Linked DNA regions of Mus musculus: region 1 is linked to region 2. Evidence: chromatin loops called from intact Hi-C (ENCODE). Cell type or tissue: left cerebral cortex. All regions are shown on one strand. Links, peaks and the distances in the headings refer to the core of each region. The heading gives the core; the rest is flanking DNA.

Region 1 (2,907 bases), core at 88-2,587, 55 kb before region 2:
GAGAGAAAAAAAAGAAGGGAGGAGGGACAAAAAGAGAGCGAGAGAAAGAGAGAGAGAAAGAAAAGGGGAGGTAGGGAGGGGAGGAAGGAAAGGAAGGAGAAAGGGAGAGGAAAGAAAGAAAAAAATAAAAGAAAACCCAAAATATGCATACACCTTAATTTCCCACATAGAATTTAAAAATTCTCCTCCAATGAAATGTCATGTATAAAACCAAGTTAGGCTGAGCAGTAGTGACACATGCCTTTAATCCCAGCACTTGGGAGGCAAAGGCAGGCAGATTTCTGAGTTCAAGGCCAGCCTGGTCTACAGAGTGAGTTCCAGGATAGCCAGGGCTATACAGAGAAACCCCGTCTCGAAAAAACAAACAAACAAAAAAAAAAAAAACCCAAGTTAGTCATTTAATAGTCAGTCAAAGATGTACACATTTTATTGAGTTAAATCAAGGCACACACTGTTTTTATACACTTTACAGCCCGTGTCTTTATGCAATTTGACTAACCAGTTATCAATATAAATAGCACCTTACTAGTTAGTCATAGTAGGTGCACAAAATTCATTAATGACTAAAAAGAAACTGTCGTCTACACTACATATTTACTTAAGTAGCAGAAAACTGTAAGAACCAATGCAATAGCATTTGGGAACTCAATAAGTATTTTTTGAACAAACGTAACCATCACTCAGGGAAATGCAGAAGTGTACAAGGTTGGAAGGAAAAGAAAAATTCCCATTTTGTACCTGTTGTGGCAAACACTGCTCTCTACAGTTCTATGACACACGGCTGTTGTGACAGCTATTTTTTACAGGGTAAACTGATTTAGGGCTGTTCAAATGCCCAGAGTGACAAAACTTTGAGTCCAGTTTGTCGCCTGGTTCTTGTCAGATTCCGAGGCCACCACCATTCTCACAGCTCAGAATCTATCAGCGGCGAGGTCATAAGCCGATCACAGCGTCCGCCCTCGCTCCAGTCCACCGCCCGCGGTCTGCCACCACGGCTTCCCCAGCGGCGATTCGGGACGGAGAATCGGCCGAGCCGACTCCTTCCCAGGGACCACTAGCAAAGCACGACCGGAAAGAGCGACAGCGGGAAGACCGCGTCGGAGGTCACGGGAGACTCGCCCCCACGCCATCGCGCCCCACACACTTACAGAACTTTGTCCAAAGCATCCATAGCTGCAAGATCCCTTAGCGAATGCACGTGTACCGATTACTTCCGGGAAGCCGCCGCGAGCGCCGGAAGAGACGGTGCCGGAAGTGCGAAATACCACTTCAATGGACAGCCCGGCTGTCCGCGCTGGCGGCCATTTTGGGAAGGCATGGCGTTCCGTCTCCCTTGGTTACGGAACGTTGTTTGATTGTTCTCCGGAAAGTAAACGACTTAGTCGAGGATTTGGGAGGCAAGTGTTCCTTTTCAGGGAAATAACCAGAATGCTAGAAAGGTTGGAGGTACGGTACTCAGTTACCAAAAGTACTGCTATGAAAAGGACGCCATTAACTGGGAGAGCAGTTGAAGCAGCTTGATTAACCCCTCGCCTTCTACATGAAAGATACACGAAGAATACTGCTCATCGTGACTTTCTCTCAAGTCTCAGTCATATAACTTGCATATAGTTATATAAAATACACCTGGTAATGTGTACAATTCATTGGTTTGGGTGCCTTCACAAAGCCACTGAAGCCAGCACAGCCGTGAAGGCAGTAACACCAGCATTGGGGGAGGAGAGGGCAGAATTGAAAATTAAAAATTCAACCTCCACTCCACAATGAGGTGCACGCGCACACACACACACATCAAAGAACTCAGCATTGGGCTGCAGTCCTGGCATCTCAGTACTTTAGAAAGGAAGGCTGGAAGATCAGGCTGTGTAGGGATTTAGATGCAACCATCAACTATTATCTCATGCAATATACTTTTATTACTTCAAAGAGCTCACATACCCATCCACGAGTGGCACGGTGTTGCCTGGAATTGCCTAGTCTGCTGTACATAGTATGAATTGAATCTCATAGTGTGCAGTCTTGGGTCTGACTTTATTAAATTTTGAGTTTTGTTTTGAGACAGGGTTTCTCTACATCACTTTCTCTGGCCTGTAACTTGCTATATAGATCACCGGGATCTTGAATTCTGTGTTGTTTCTGCCACTTGAGTGACAAAAATTACAGTCATTTGCCACCACAAGTGACCTAATTTACCATTGCAAGGTCTGTGCATTTGTGTGCTCTGTTTTGGGGTGAGGATCTTGAAATGCAGCCAGTGCTGGCATAGAGCTGTTGACCGTGCTGGTGTAGAACCTGAGATGCTGCCTTTCCCTATGGACCACTGGAACTAAATGCATAGCCTACCAAGATTAAAGGCATGTCCTGCCATTCCAGGAAATCCATCTTTTTGCATATTGGGATGGATAATGGCAAGTTAGGAAGGTGGCTTCTAAATAGCTTTAAAGGCCTGGCTGGAGCTACCTGGGCAGTCTCAGTGGTATAGCACTTAACTATATACACCGTCCTAGGCACAAACTCCTGTCCAAGTCTGACCGGACTATTTAAGACACTGTCTCAAAATAAATAAGCAATAAATCCATCTGGTAAACAAACTCCTTTTCCCAAGTTCTATGAGCTGTGCTAGCAAGCAATTGAAGGTGAGAAAAGCATTGTGGGAACATTCAGTTTGTAGGCAAGTCAGAGGCGGTGGGTAACTTGGGGAACTACTTGAGATTAGCATGTAGACTAGAGATGGCACGATGGTATGGGGCTGTGGATCTGACACTAAGTCCAGGTTGACTAAGGATCAGAACTTCAGAACTGGATTAGGTTAGATGACATTGAATATGTATCCTCTAGGAACTCATCTGTGATTTAAACAAAACAAACAAAAAAACCACAAAACCCAGATATATAATATCTGTTGTA
Region 2 (2,907 bases), core at 152-2,651:
CTCTGGTACTTCCAACTAAGTTGAGAACGAAAATCTTCTCTTTATCAACAAGAAATGTTTTTTGTAATTTCCTTGCGTACCCCTCTTTCAGGTCGTACCAAGATTTTCTAGGAAATAATCCTGGAAGCACCAGCTTTCCGAGACGCCTATCACAATCAGCTTTCCATATCTGTAAAAGAGGTAAGCTTCTCTATGCTTACTATGAGAAAACGTCAAGGGTTTGTAACTGAAAATGGCACACACTTCACATGAGGATCGAAAACTGAGACCTTAGCACTTCGGGTACATTTTTTTCCCTACAATGGAAACGTCTGCAGCAACTAGTAGGAACTGCGTTTCCCAGTGTGCCTTAAAGTCTCGGCAGCACGTGGCCGCTGGGATTCTCTTCTCGCTTTTTGTCAGAGGACGGTTGCACCGCGCAGCCAACATTCCTAAAACGCCCATTGGTCCACACCCTGGGGCCAGGCTCCGGAGGGGCCCAGGAGCTCATTGGTCCGCCTCTCAATGAACCGGACCACGCCGGTTCCTCCGCCACTCTAGTCCCATTAGTGCGCTTCGGAGCACGGCGGAGCCCGGGTACCGGCCACCAAAGCGGGAGGCTGGTGTCACCGCCGCCGGGTCCATGCATCCTCAGTGTCATCCGCGCTTCAATGCTCGACTCTCCCAGCGAGGTCACTAGCAACTCTCCGCACCACCTCCCGTGTCGGGTGTGAGCAGGGGGCCCGCAGGTCTCCTTTGCTCCAGCTTAAGGCATTAAGTAAAATAGATCTTCGGGCTGACAGGCTTGTACCCCGGGAAGCAGGCAAACCCTCCAGCACCCCGCTGCGCTCTCCCGGACTTCGCCTCCGTAACAGGTTACACAGCCCAAGGTCAGGAGCCTCCCGGGCAAAGCCCGCGGAGGGTCCCGAGGCGCCCCGCTCTGCTGCAGGGCACGTCCGGGCGTCGGCGGGGCCCGGCACTGCGACACGGCCGCTCCCGCCCAATCCCGCCGCCCGAGCGAGCGCCACGCGCGGCCGCCTACCCCGCGGCGGGAGGCCTGCTGGTCGCCCCGCGGCCCAGGCCCACCCAGCTCGTGCTCCGCCCGCCCCTCACCCAGCCACACCTGCCGGAGGGCCGCGTGCCCCCCGCCGGAGCCCGTCAGCCCAGCCCCGCCGTCCGCCGGGGACGTTACCTGAGCACGCGGCCGCGCCGGCCTCCTCCCCTCCCCCAGGCGGCGCAGGCGGCCCCGCAACGGCGGCGGGAGAAGCCAGTTCCCGCCCGCCGACCTGGCCCCACCTGAGGCCGCGACTCGTGCCTCGCAGTCGGCGGCGAGCCGCCCTCAGGCCCAGGCACCCACCTTGGGATGGTACGAAGATCCCCAGATCCCTGGCTTGCGTCGGACTGCTGTCTGGAAAACCAGACCTCCAGCAGTTTCTCCGTCCCTTCGAAAAAATGTGCAGCTTCCATCACCGTGAGACTAGCGAACAACCAACAACCACAGAAAATCAACTAAATTAAATCTCTTCTCCCGCCGCTCCTGCCGCCGCTGCGGATTGTTCCAGCTGTGTTACTAAAGTTCAGGTTCCTTTTTTTTTTTTTTTTGCTATAATTTTATATTAACTTTTTTTTAAAAAAAGGACTAATAAAATTTTCCCGGCTATTTTCGTGAGCGAAAGTTGAACGTGAGTCTGTTGGAAATAGAGGCAGATACAGTTCAGTCTCTTGTAGTCCGCTGCTTTCCCGTTAGGAGAGTTGAGCGAGCGCTAGCTAATGTCGCCGGCCATACTGTGTAAGCGAGGGTTCTGCGTGAGCGCAGACCTTATATAAGCATCCTCCCCGACAGGCCAGGAAGTGACGCCATCGCCCCGCCCTCAGGGCCTCATAGGGACCGCTTCGTGTCAGTCAAACGTCGCCGAACGCCGGCTGGCTGGCGGTGGGCCCACGGGGAGTGCAGGGGACTACCAGCTTGGTTGCAGATGGAGCTGCCGCTGTCCCTTGAGCGGGAGACCGCTCTGTTGTCCGGCTGGGGACTTGGGAATCTGGGATTACTTGTGGAGCTGGTGGGGAGAGCGGGAGACAGGCGAGGCTGTCCCACGCTGCACACAGCTGGTTAGCAGAAAACAGGAGGGAGTCTGGAGGGGTGTCGCGGGGCTCGGCGGGGGCGGTGGCCACTGCTGGGTTGGCGTAGTGCTTTGATCCTGTGCGGTTTCTCGTTTCAAGCCGAGGTGGTTTTTGGCTTTTTAAAAAAAATTTTTTTAAACCATTTTTTCACGTGTTTCCACGAGACGAACGCAGCCTAGGCAATAAAATTGTCAGTGACGTACGTGTGGCCCGGGGTCGGATTGGAATGCGCTTTAATTCTGCTTGTGCTTTATCTGATGTGGGAATGAAGGCAGTTCTCCACGGGTTTACACAATAGCCAGAAGCGTCGTCTTCCTATTTCAAAAGAGAAAAGAGAAAAGCAACGTGGCGCCCAGCCTTGGAGGGCTCCGGCGCTATCTACCCCCCACCGTGTGCCTAGCCTAGCTTAGGAGTTGGCCGCCTTCCAGCAGACACCTATCAACCCGTACTCCATTAGGTCAACTGGTGGATATTTAGTTTGCAAAACTTCCTAGGAACTAGCTTTATTAAGTATAATACGAGGTTATTTGATATTTTTCTTAGGCTATTCTTAAAGGGGTGAACTAATTGAAAGTATTCCTCACAACCACCAGTACCACGCAAATTTACAAATTTGCCTAAAATTGCCTAAATGCCTAAAAAGGATCTTCGCGAGTATATAATAATAATGTAAATGGGTAGCAAAGAGTTTTCACTAATGATAATCTAAAGTATAAATTAGGGGTCAAATCCAAGTAGGATTTTGTTTTGTTTTTTTTTTCTTCTGCTATCTTCCTTTATTTATATTTGCAGTATGAAACACAAGCT

The links. Peaks named below come from ENCODE experiments on the same cell type or tissue, not always from the same donor. Only the 100,000 strongest peaks of a DNase experiment are listed, where the experiment ranks them.
Region 1: it touches region 2 in a loop (7-fold over the local background); 16 of 42 quality-filtered maps call a loop at or near these places.

Annotation. Positions count from the first base shown.
Region 1 is chr10:40,245,805-40,248,711 of GRCm38, forward strand. Rpf2 (ribosome production factor 2 homolog) reads right to left here and starts at 1,235. Exons shown (of 10, transcript NM_023323.3): 1 at 1,149-1,235. The coding sequence starts at 1,171. Gtf3c6 (general transcription factor IIIC, polypeptide 6, alpha) reads right to left here. Exons shown (of 6, transcript NM_026113.5): 6 at 1,897-2,907. In left cerebral cortex, for the core only: no CTCF peak of the experiment used is centred there; DNase peaks (open chromatin) are centred at 1,263 and 1,704; H3K4me3 peaks cover 1,620 bases; H3K27ac peaks cover 873 bases.
Region 2 is chr10:40,300,413-40,303,319 of GRCm38, forward strand. It overlaps Amd1 (S-adenosylmethionine decarboxylase 1), which reads right to left and starts at 1,776. Exons shown (of 8, transcript NM_009665.5): 1 at 1,337-1,776. The coding sequence starts at 1,446. In left cerebral cortex, for the core only: no CTCF peak of the experiment used is centred there; DNase peaks (open chromatin) are centred at 437, 1,171 and 1,864; H3K4me3 peaks cover 2,378 bases; H3K27ac peaks cover 1,695 bases.